2 separate regions of the Homo sapiens genome follow, and region 2 is linked to region 1. A link is an interaction called in ENCODE POLR2A ChIA-PET data of the cell type or tissue named here. Cell type or tissue: Panc1. All regions are shown on one strand. Each heading gives the region's core, and the rest is flanking DNA. Links, peaks and the distances in the headings are about the cores only.

What was found. ChIA-PET counts read pairs that join two places held together with the same protein. Peaks named below come from ENCODE experiments on the same cell type or tissue, not always from the same donor. Only the 100,000 strongest peaks of a DNase experiment are listed, where the experiment ranks them.
Region 2: POLR2A ChIA-PET joins it to region 1 with 5 read pairs; 1 of 35 experiments calls an interaction of 5 or more read pairs at or near these places.

The regions. Positions count from the first base shown.
Region 1 is chr11:36,636,505-36,642,550 of GRCh38, reverse strand. All of the region lies in intron 4 of IFTAP (intraflagellar transport associated protein), which reads right to left. Among named protein-coding and RNA genes, the nearest start is that of RAG2, 41 kb to the right of the region's middle. In Panc1, for the core only: no CTCF peak of the experiment used is centred there; no DNase peak of the experiment used is centred there; H3K27ac peaks cover 1,742 bases.
Region 2 is chr11:36,152,536-36,158,581 of GRCh38, reverse strand. All of the region lies in intron 4 of LDLRAD3 (low density lipoprotein receptor class A domain containing 3), which reads right to left. Among named protein-coding and RNA genes, the nearest start is that of COMMD9, 130 kb to the left of the region's middle. RefSeq lists an enhancer at 5,056-5,225. In Panc1, for the core only: a CTCF peak has its summit at 2,395 (motif pointing left); no DNase peak of the experiment used is centred there; H3K27ac peaks cover 434 bases.

The DNA.
Region 1 (6,046 bases), core at 579-5,578:
TTGTGTCTCTGCCAGGCTTTGGTATCAGGATCATGCTGGTCTCATAAAATGAGTTAGGGAGGATTTCCTCTTTTCCTATTCATTGGAATAGTTTCAGAAGGAATGGTACCAGCTCCTCCTCGTACCTCTGGTAGAATTTGGCTGTGAATCTGTCTGGTCCTGGGCTTTTTTTGGTTGGTAGGCTATTAATTATTGCCTCAATTTCAGAGCCTGTTATTGGTCTATTCAGGGATTCGACTTCTTCCTGGTTTAGTCTTGGAAGGGTGTATGTGTCCAGGAATTTATTCATTTCTTCTAGATTTTCTAGTTTATTTGTGTAGAGGTGTTTATAGTATTCTCTGATGGTAGTTTGTATTTCTGTGAGATCGGTGGTGATATCCCCTTTATCATTTTTTATTGCGTCTATTTGATTCTTCTCTCTTTTCTTCTTTATTAGTCTTGCTAGCGGTCTATCAATTTTATCCTAGTCTCTGATAAAACAGACTTTAAACCAACAAAGATCAAAAGAGACAAAGAAGGCCATTACATAATGGTAAAGGGATCAATTCAACAAGAAGAGCTAACTATCTTAAATATATATGCACCCAATACAGGAGCACCCAGATTCATAAAGCAAGTCCTTAGAGACCTACAAAGAGACTTAGACTCCCACACAATAATAATGGGAGACTTTAACACCCCACTGTCAACAATAGACAGATCAACAAGACAGGAAGTTAAAAAAGATATCCAGGAATTGAACTCAGCTTTGCACGAAGCGGACCTAATAGACATCTACAAAACTCTCCACCCCAAATCAACAGAGTATACATTCTTCTCAGCACCACACCCCACCTATTCCAAAACTGACCACATAGTTGGAAGTAAAGCACTCCTCAGCAAATGTAAAAGAACAGAAATTATAAAAAACTATCTCTCTGACCACAGTGCAATCAAACTAGAACTCAGGATTAAGAAACTCACTCAAAACCGCTCAACTACATGGAAACTGAACAACCTGCTCCTGAATGAGTACTGGCTACATAACAAAATGAAGGCAGAAATAAAGATATTCTTTGAAACCAATGAGAACAGGCAACTTCTAAATAGAGCTTCCAGCTATGATAGTCTTGTCAGTAGTTCTTATTCTTAAAAATGATTGAAGATCTCAAAGATCTTTTGTTTACATGGGTTATGTCTATCAACACTCACCATATCAGGAATTAAAACTGACAAGTGTTCCAATATTTGTATATTGGAATCATTACTAATAATCAAATTACATATTAAAATAAGTATTTTTATTAAAAATCTATTTTCTAAAAATAGAAAATATTGAGAAGCATTATTTTACATTTTTTCGAATCTGTTATAATATCTGGCTGAACAGAAGAAAGTTGGATTCCCTATTTGTTTCTGCATTCAATTTTTGAAATACACTGTTTTAGTTGAAGTAAAGAAAATCCAGACTCATATAGATAGGTAGTTGGAAAGGGGAGGAGTATTTTAATAGTCTTTTTATATAGTTGTGGATATTTTTCTTTGATACTACACCACGATCTGAAAAATCATAGAGTTTTTCAAAGGTTATTTTCCATGAGCATTCTGAAAACTTGTCAGTGAATTTTTTGTACTGCTACATTAAAATCCATTGGTCTATCTTGCACACTGAATGGATCTTTCCCCTATGTATAATTTTGTAAACATTATTAATTGGTCATTTGGAAAATATTGGTTCACTGTGTTATGTAGATCTTCCAAATGTTGACATATTTCATTATACAGTATAAAAATCACATTAGTTAATATCACCAATTTTGCCAGAAAAGCCTTTAAATATTGAGAAGCTGTCAAGCTCACAGTACTAGATACGAGTTCTCTAAAAATCTAATTTTCGCTTGATCCATTGCCAATTTTATCATTGGCAATGAATACTATTAGTTATTAGCCTTGAAGAGACAGGCTCACTTTATTCATTTTTGAGAAATATAGTTTGTCAGTCACTCTTTCCAATAAAAATGGTGATTCATGAAAGAGAAAAATAAACCAGTTCAGCACACCACTCAATCACCCAAGTGTTTTTCCACAACCACTGTATTTCAGTATGTAACAGAAGTGCCTTATGAACACTTACTATTTTGACACAAAAATCATTAAAAAGAGGTATACTTAAGAATAAAGATGTAATATGTAATAAAATTAATAATTTTTACTACTTCAAGAAATTTTCAGTGGAAACTGGCATTTGTTTTTGATTATAAATTTATGACAGTGAAGATGACACAACTGCTAGTATAATTTGGTGCCACAAACTTGATTCACACTAAGGTGCCAGCATCTTCACCCATCATTGCTTTTCCAACTTCAATGCAAACATCAACACATGACCTGCCAACCTTAGGGTTTCTGAGGGGTTCCTATACCACATCTTCAGGAGTCTGCTGGTCTAGCTAATGTCAGTCCAACCCTCCCACCATCAACAACTAGAAAAGCTAGATAAATCACAAAAATCAACTATTTAAAGGTGTTGGAGAACTACCAGGGTAGCCTAGGACTTGAGGAACCAGGATTTCAGCCACAGTTCTTAAATATTTGTTGAATAAGAGTCCCTAGTCGTTCAGGGGTGGCCTAAAGCTGCTTAAAGTTGCAAATTAGGAATGAACTTTTTTTCAAAAAAAGAGGTAACCGATGTGATCATTTGTATGCACTTGCTCATTAACGGACTAAAAATGACTGGACATTGCTATGGTTAGGATATGGTTTGTTTGGCCTCAGCAAGTCTTATGTTGAAATTTGGTCCCCAATGTTGGAGGTAGGTACTGGAGGGAGGTGCTTGGTTTCAGAGTAGATCCCTCAGGAACGGCTTGGTGCCATTCTCTCCAGAGTGAGTGAGTTTTCGCTGAGTTCTCACTCTTAGTTCCCAAAAGAACTGATTGTTGAAAAGAGCCTGGCACCTCTTTCCCTCTCTCTCGGTTCCTCTCTCGTCATGCAGTTTCTGCACATGTGGTTCCCCTTTGGCTTCCCCAGAAGCACACGCTGGCTCCATGCTTCTTGCACAGCCTGCAGAACCATGAGCCAAATAAACCTCTTTTCTTTACCCAGCCTCAGGTATTCTTTTACAGCAACATAAATGGACTAAGGCAGAAGTACAGTACTGGAGAACCTGAAAATGAAAATCAAACAAGGCTGCCAACCTTTGAGCAGGAATCAGTGCCCATTCTCAGTCAATACAATCAGCCACACCATAAGTACACCCGCTGACCAAGAGATGTGTGTAAGACAGTATGAATCTCAGAAGTAGATTAAAAAAAAAAAAAAGTCTCTTGAGCTACTTGCACTTGACCAGAAAAGAGGTTGGGCTGGGCCCACCGAGGAAGCATAAAAATAAAGATGAACAGAAAATCTTCCTATTCTAATGTCCTCAGCACAATAACTAATAACTGATCCAAACAATAATTGTGCTGGGTAAAAGTATGGGCCAGTTTGTCTGAGGCATGACAGTCACCAGGTTAACTACCTTATCTCAAATTCAAAAAAGGAAGAATAGGTTAACTTGATGTCAAATAAACACAGTGCACCAAACTCTGTGGCAGACGCTACCCTCAGAAAACTGCTTAATACCATTGCTTAATAGAGTTGGCTCCACTGAAAAACCATCTCCAATCTTTCCACCTGGGCTGCCAAGTGATAAAACAAATATTAGAAAAGAATCATGCTCCTAAATCTTAGAGAATATTTATGAGAGTGAATGGGGTGAACAAATAAAGTCAATGGTAGAAAAACAATATGCAAGCCACTTCCTTGTTGCCCCAAGCAAATCTGTTGCTTAAACAATAACAACGGAATCTAATCAGTAAACCTCCCAGCTGCCAAAATTATACAAGCAACTTTACTATTTAAAATGTCACATTTCCCATCTGATATAAATATTTGCCTTCTGCTCACATTCCTGAAGTGTAAAACAAATTAGGCCCAAACTAAAATTCGCCTTGGCACCAACTATTTAATTTCTTTTCCCTTTAAATGACCCAGATTGTGCATTATGAAAATTGTAAAGCCCTGGTGGCCTTTTCAGTAATTAGAATAGATTGCTGAAGCCTAGGTTGATTTTCAGCATAGGCTTCACACATCATTCTATGTGTGGGAAGGTCTTGACGAGTTCATTCAAGTCTTGGTTCAGCCTCAGTAATCTTTTATACACAAATACAAGAAGGCTTGTTATCTGATTTCTGGAAAAATCATACTAGTAAGATGTTTTTATCAATATTTTAAAATAAATCTGGTAATTGAAAAATGTAACTTGAAAAAAATATTTAAAGAAAACAATGTGAAAATACTGAAGAAGGTAAAAAGGCGATTTAAAAGATTGACGGGCCGGGTGAGGGGGCTCACACCTGTAATCCTAGCACTCGGGCGGGCGGTGGGGCGGGGTGTGGCCGAGGCAGGTGGATTGCCTGAGCTCAGGAGTTCAAGACCAGCCTGGGCAACACAGTGAAACCCTATCTCTACTAAAATACATAAAAATTAGCCAGGCATGGCAGCATGCACCTGTAATCCCAGCTACTTGGGAGGCTGAGGCAGGAGAATTGCTTAAACCTGAGAGGCAGAGGTTGCAGTGAGCTGAGATCATGCCATTGCACTCCAGCCTGGGCGACAGAGTGAGACTCCATCTCAAAAAAAAAAAAAGATTGACATAACAAAAATCAGATCTGTTGGCTATGTTGGTTTATGTCAATATACAGAGTTCTCATACTGGTAAGAAGTGAAAAATTTAAACCATCACAAAAGCACCCAAAACATGTACTTTTGTGCCCTCTTATGAAATTTATTTTATATTGCATATGTATTACATGCAGACTAGAACCATTTGTCTCCACGTGTTATCCTCAAATTAATTATATTAGAATCATTGGGGGTGTCGGTTAAAATGCAGATCACCAGATGCCACCAAAGACCTTCTGAATTAGATTCTCTATTGGGAGGGAGATCCAGAAATCTGCATTTTTAACAAGGTTCCCTCCCCCAAATCACCCAAAACCCAAAACAGTGTGCTTCCTCTACAAATGTAGCTTCCTGACAAGTCCTTAGCTCTCCCTTCTAATCCAACTGGAGTCCCTTTGCTGCTCTCATTATAGAAATTCAGAGCCACTCAGGGTATTAAAGTTAGAGAACCTCTCCCTGGAGGATGTGATCCCTCTAGACCTCTGATCTCACTTAAACCAAATAAGTAAAGAATCTGCAACATCTGCTGGTTAATAGTGTGCTTGAGAAGCAATCCCTTCACGGAGTAGTGTGATGCTTGAAAGCAGAATAAAAATGTTCATTTCTTCCAATTACCAAAACCTCTCAAATTCAAGCAGCTGAAGAAGCTAGAGTAGAGGTTTATACAACCAATGTACAGATAGTCACCATCCCTAAACCAACTTTACCTAGTCACTTTAACTTCTGTCTGATTATAAATAAGCCATCCTCCCCCAACACTAATGACCATAAAACATGTTTATGACCACCTAAAGACAGTAAACAATAGTTAAACATCAACAACCAAACCTCCGTGGAAACTGCCCCTTCTGTAAAATTAGGCATTGACTTTGATATATTCTTGCATGTTAAATCAGGAATGAGTGTTTAAAAAAAAAAAAAAAAAACTTCCTGATTTTGAACATATTTCAAACATCCTTCGAGAAACAAAGGATACCTATGCCTATCCAGAAATGTTAACTAGAAAGAAAAAAGTTTTCCTCTAAATAAACATCAACAGACTAGCATGAAGCCTTTTTCAATCCAGCCCATGTGGAAAATGCCTCAGAAGAAACATTTACAATATATCTTTAGTATTAAGGGTTTAATTTACATAATAAATATTTTTAAAAGCAAAAAAATGGATTTTCTTTTATTTTCTTTAGAATAGTTCACTGAAGCCTGCATAGATTTTCAGCCTAGGCTTTGCATCTTATTCTACATGTGGGAAGGCCTTGACATTAGTTCACTCAAATCCACTGAAACTTGGTTCAGCCTCAGTAACCTTTAATACCAGGCAAGACAGCCTTATTTTTGTGATCAATTC
Region 2 (6,046 bases), core at 761-5,760, 480 kb after region 1:
GGGTATATTGTTTGGGAGAAGATAATAAATGCTGTGGCAAAAAAAAAAAAAAAAAAGCCCAGAACATGGTAAGTGGAACGAAGAGGGAGCGGGGTTGGTGATGGGTTGCAATTTTAAACAGGGGGTGGGGATGGGGATGGGGTTCTCCTTGAGAGGGTGGCACCTGATAAAGAGCTGAAGGTGGACCCTTGGGTATATGGAAGACAGGTGTTCTAAGTGAACAGAACAGCAAGTGCAAAGATCCTGGGGTGAGAGAGTCTTTGGTGCATTTGAGGAAGAGCAAGGGGGCTTTTTCCTTAAAATTCAATGAAACTCAAAGGGAATTACCCCCGGACAGTGACGTGCCTGGAACTCTCACAGCTGAGGCAGCTCTCATAACTCATGTGCTGAGGCTATCTTCATAGACTATCCCACTGGAATGTTTTTTCAACATCAGGTCTCAACCAAATAGTATAATAAGTACAGAAACTAACATAGTGGGTCAGGGCCAGCATAAAACGAAAAGAAGGGAATAGAATGTATTAAAAAATACCTGCGTCAGTGTGCTGAATGTAGAATGACTTCCTATCTGTATATTTGTGATATAAAAGTAGTTCTTATTGTAGGTTGGGGTCCAAATTGCTTAACAGCTACTAACCAACAGGTTACCTTCTACTGAGTCCCCAACTTGCCTCCTTGTAGCAGTGCCTTCTGCTCCCAGAACCTGGAAGCATCTACCCGTGACAGATCTAGATTCCTTATAATCTAAGCTCAAAAAGAGGCTCAGAGAGAAAAAGATGTTTCCTCAACCACCAGACCTTGCCTGTCTCAGCAACAACTGAAATGGAGACACTCCGCTCCCTCCAAAAGACAGACACCCTGCTTCCCACCCAGGGGCTATATCTTCCTGTGATGGTCCCAATGGCTCCTACTCCACTAGAATTTTAAGACACTCAAAACAGAGACCCGCAAAATAGTAGGGGCTCCCTTCCCTTATCATGACCCCCAATCCACAGAGTGGAGTTTAACTCATGGGCAGTTTGCTGGAAAATAACTCCCTGGCCTAACCAATGTTCATCTGTTCTCTGGGCCAAGAACCCCATGGTTCATTTGGGACTTTAAAAACTGACTAAATAAAAAGAAATTTTAAAAATCAACAAAAGTGCAACAGAACCACTCACAAGCTGCAATGTGGGAAACTCTTCAATTAACTCCCTCTCAAGTTTTTCTCTTCTGACAAGACCAAGTTTGTCTGGCATCCCCCAGAGGTCTCCCTTTATCTGGACAACTCATTTTGAGTTTTTGGACTACATCCTGCACTAAGCAGGAAATTATTAATGTTCCCGTTTAAAGGCATGAGGGGGCAGAGATCCTCTATGATGGTTTCGGGGGTGCAGGAAACTGTATACAATCTGGAGACCCCATCAGCCCCTTACAGCATTACTGGGAGCATTCTGAATGGGGTCCTCTCTTTCCAGCAGGAGACCAAAAGATTGCCCTTAATAGAATTGTTTAAATTGCCTAAAATTGCTGCTTCTATTCCAGGCTGAAAATTACAGCCCTTACGCTGTTTCCCATCCTCTCCCCAGGGTTACTCAGTGCCCCAGAGGAGATCTGTACTAACAACATCATCAACAAAACCTGAATGTACTTTGTGTGGAGAAAAATATTTGCAGCTTTTCAACCAGATCCGAAAAGGCAGTGACTGACATACACACGTTCTCCCAAATGAATTCAGATTTTCCTTTTTTTTTGGCATGACAAAACAAATTACCAGCTTGATTTATGTTGCCTTCTGAAATGTTACAAATCAAATGCTAAAAATCTCTGAAACCATATCATGCTGAAGATGATGAATGCTGATCTTCCTTCTTTGTCATTTTCTGCCAGCTGGGTGGGTGCCATGAGGAGGGGAGGGGATGATGAAGAAGTTATTGTTGCCAAATAATGCCACATCAGGGTGTGAGTGTTGAGACAGTCATTTCCTTACCTTAACTCCCCTCTAAGAGAAGGCTGTGTGTGGGTAAACAAACAAAACCCAATCTGTGTATATTTCAAGGACGTAGATCTTCTGAAAACTGCTGTTTACTGCAGTGAGACAGCACTGCCTTGGGAGACCCAACTTCTTTCAGCTCATGCTAACAATGGCAAATGGGTGGACCTGATCCAAGTGGCCCTGTACTGCCCCATCCATGTTCTGCCAAGGCACCTGGCCCTACCCAGGGTCCTGCTGGGCAGAGCTGGCTATACGAACAAACTTGGGCTTTGAGTTTGCAGTGACAATGTGTATGTGCAAACAGCTCTTCAGTTGGGGATCGTGCCACTCCAAAGGAATCACAAGCTGCTTTGGATTCAATCTTGAAGCCTCAACCAAGACTGCCAACTACTGGCGGTCTTTTTTATCCCTTCAGGTGCTTAGCTGTTGATGAGGTTATACAATTTCCACTCAGTACGTTCTTCTCAACGAAAGCAAAGGACTTCTGACACATCGCAAGGCTCTACCTCGAATCAGCAGAGTCAATCTCTTGTATGGAGTCTCTAAAAACTGCTCCCTGGGTGATTCTAATGTGCAACTAGGATTGAGAACCACTAAAGAAATGGTGAGGCAGAACATGACTCATCTAAGAACATAATTTCCCAGCTCAAAGCTCTTTCCTCCACAGAGCCCTGCAGGTGGCCACATGCTACTATTGCTGGCTCAGCTTCTTAAAGGCAGGGGGAAGGCAGGCCCAGGACTTTTAAGGACCAAGACTAGGCTCCAACAGAGGATTTTCTAGATAGGCGCATCCCACTCTAGTTTCCATTGAAAAAAATCTTGCTACGCACCTACTATGAGCCAGGCGGGTACCCCTGGGAATAACAGGGGTGAACAAGAGGCCCCTGCTGTATCCTAAAGTGATGGATAACTATGTTCTTGAACTAGGCTAAGTGCTTTGCATTCTCTCATTGTCTCATTTAATCCTTACCACTAGTCTGTGAAGTACGTATTATTATCCTTATTTTACAGAGGAAGAAACTAAGGCTCAGAAACATTAAGCCACTTGCTCAAGGTCACACAGCTGGGAAATAACACAAGTCTGACTTGTTCCAGGCACGGAGGCCAGCGTGGGGAGAAAACAGGGAGCAAAGATGAGCTGGGGAACAGACGCGGAAGTCAATATAACTATGACTTCAGCGGGCTCTCTCCAAACAAAGTTTTAGATGAAATTCTTTAAACAAGAAGGAAGAAAATAATTTGGAATTTCTGGCAACATTTTGAGGCAGAGCTTCAAAGGACCCGGATAAATAATGAATGTCACTGAAAGGCCACAGAGCAGAGGGGCAGAATCACATGCTCGCCATGCCAAGAGCTGCTGAAGAAAGAAAATACTTGACAGCGTGATCTGTGGGTTGTTAACAGCATCTGAAAATCTTTCTAGGTCAGCAGATTTCCTAGACAGCTGTGATCCACTCTGGGGAGACTGTCAGCCATTGATTAATTCCTAATCAATGAGAAAGCAAATGATGGCAAATGAACCAGCCTGAACTGGAAAGATTGTGGGTCTGGGGTAAAAGGCCATCCTCTTCCCAGCAGAATTCAAAGTAAGGGCAAGGGTGAGAGGGTGGAAAACAGGGAAATGGGGAAGAGGAGGAGCTGCCCAAGGAAAGAGGACAGGAAGGGAGAGAGAGAAGCAGACAGACAGATGGACTGGGCCTAAAGACAGCATGAGCTCCTGGGAGAGGGACTTGTGGTAGAGGCCAGGGGAGACTGCCTGGGGTCACCTGGTGGTTGGTTTGTCCATGATGGAAAATTTTGTCTCAAATGAGGCTGTCATTAGGATGCACATGGATGTCCCTCTGACATAAGTTCCAAGAAAATTAACCAATAGGAACTGAATGATAAGACATGAAACAGATTCCTAATTAAGTTACCTGACTCCAGACTGACTGCAGCTGCAGGTTCTGAAATGGGTTTGCATGGGAGGCTACAGGCAGTATGGAATGGGGGAAAATAACGGGGTTTTTGGTCAATTAAGTTCAGGAAACACAGGTTAGACAACAACAAACAATTTCTTTTCCCTACGACTTCTCTAAACCTCTGTTGTGATTTCTAAGATTGGGAAAGTGCCTCCCAAATTCATGTGACCACAGGCGGAGCTGCTTGTGGATTTAGGGTTCTAAGGAACATGCTTTAGGAAAGCTACTTGGGTACAAAGGGAATAAGTGGGGTCCAAGAGCCCCTAGGCTGTGCCACCTGGGGTCTAGTCATCTCTTGGACACTAACAGTGGGTCACCATTTACCTGTCCTGGCTCACCCGCAGGCTGGGTACATCAGTGGTGGTAGTATCATGGGCACATTCTTCAAATTTAAGTCCCCCAGATGTTTAAAGGTGTGACTTACTTTCAGTCGGTGTGGCATTCTCTGAGCTCAAAATTGGGACTCTTTAAGAATGCCAGAATGCGAGAGAACATTCTGGATGAACTCATCTCTTTACAAAAAGAAGAACAGAGGCCGAGGAAGTCAAGCAGTTTATGCCAAAGTCTCTGGGACAACTCAGTGGTTGAGACACAACTGGAACCCGAGGCTTCTGGCCTTCAGTCTGGGATGAAGGTGCCTCTCCAACTCCCCCACACCCCACTGAAGGCACAATTCCAACCAATGTTTAAAAACTTAGAAGAACAGTATCCTTGAACTGTTGGAGAGGTGGTAAATTCTACTTTCCCATGGCCCGCCTACCTCTTGTTAGTCTATCGATGACACTTGCACATGATTTATCCTGTTAAAAAAAAACATTAACAAGCAAAGCAAGCTAGAGAAACCCCCTAATGGCAGGAATTTAAACATTTGCCCACCACTAGAGCAAATAAATATGCACATAGCTGCATTCCTCCCTTCTCCTTTGTTCAAGAAGCAGAAAAAAATAAGGCCAAAAGAGAGCACTTGGGAAATGGGTCACTGGGATTGCAAAAAGGGATGTTCCACTTAGCCATTCAAAATGTGTCTTGCTAATTAAGAACATGTACTTGGTAACAGGGTCTACCTTTATGACAAATTTACAGACAGATCCAGAAATAGATCAACCAAGGTAATCCAGAGACAAGCCTCAATGTCCTAAGAGAGGGAGGGGTGCCAACTGACCCAGCAAAAGGTCTGGGAAAGCAGAGATACCCCCAACTGTGTTCAATTAAAAGTTCTCTCCCACAGCAACCAGAGCCAGCCAGTGCTCAGACAGAAACTTATATGGAATTTACTCATCTTGCTTGACAATAATCTCCGGTCCCTCCTGGGCTCAAGTGCTTTCTGCAGCAATGTTAGGTGGCATTTATTCACTCCTGAAGTATACATTCAACAAATATTTGCTGCAGGAGGACCTGTTCTGAGAAGTGGGGATACCACATCTACAACTCAGAGTTCCTATGCCCATGGAGCACATCCTGGTCAAGCACCCCGACTATGCTGGGCATCTCTCGGCGTCCTCCAAGAACCCGAAGCCATTAAGTGTTACTAACCCCTTTGTTGGAGATCCTGAGGCTCAGAGTGAGAAAATAACTTGCCACAAATCCATGGTAAATGGCAGATTCAGGAGTGGAACCCAGGTGAGCAGGACCTCAGAGTATTCATCCACAAACCTTAATCATCCCTGCCTCAATTAAGAAAGGAGACTGCTTGATTGTACCCTTGACTGAAAGCTTCCTCTCCCTCTTTGTTGGAGGTCCCCAAGAGCACCCCAATTGTGAAGATTTGCTAAGAGGACTCACAGGACTCAGCATATACTTGTACTCACAGGCACAATGTATTAGAGCAAAAGGTTACAGAGCAAAAATAGCATGGAAAAAGGTGCATGGAGTAAAGTCTGGGGGAAACCAGGTGCAAGCTGTCAAGCGTCCCAACTATTTATCCTAAAACAGACCTGCTATTTCAACTTTTTTCTGCACACCTTTCTGTTAGAAAAGCTGATCTGTGCAAATGGCCAAAGGGAGTTGGAAGCAGACAAAGCCAGAAGTATAGATGAAACCCTCCCTGAAAGAAGAATGGATGAATTTGTAAAACAGACTATATGGAGGATTTTTTTGGTGGGAGTGAATA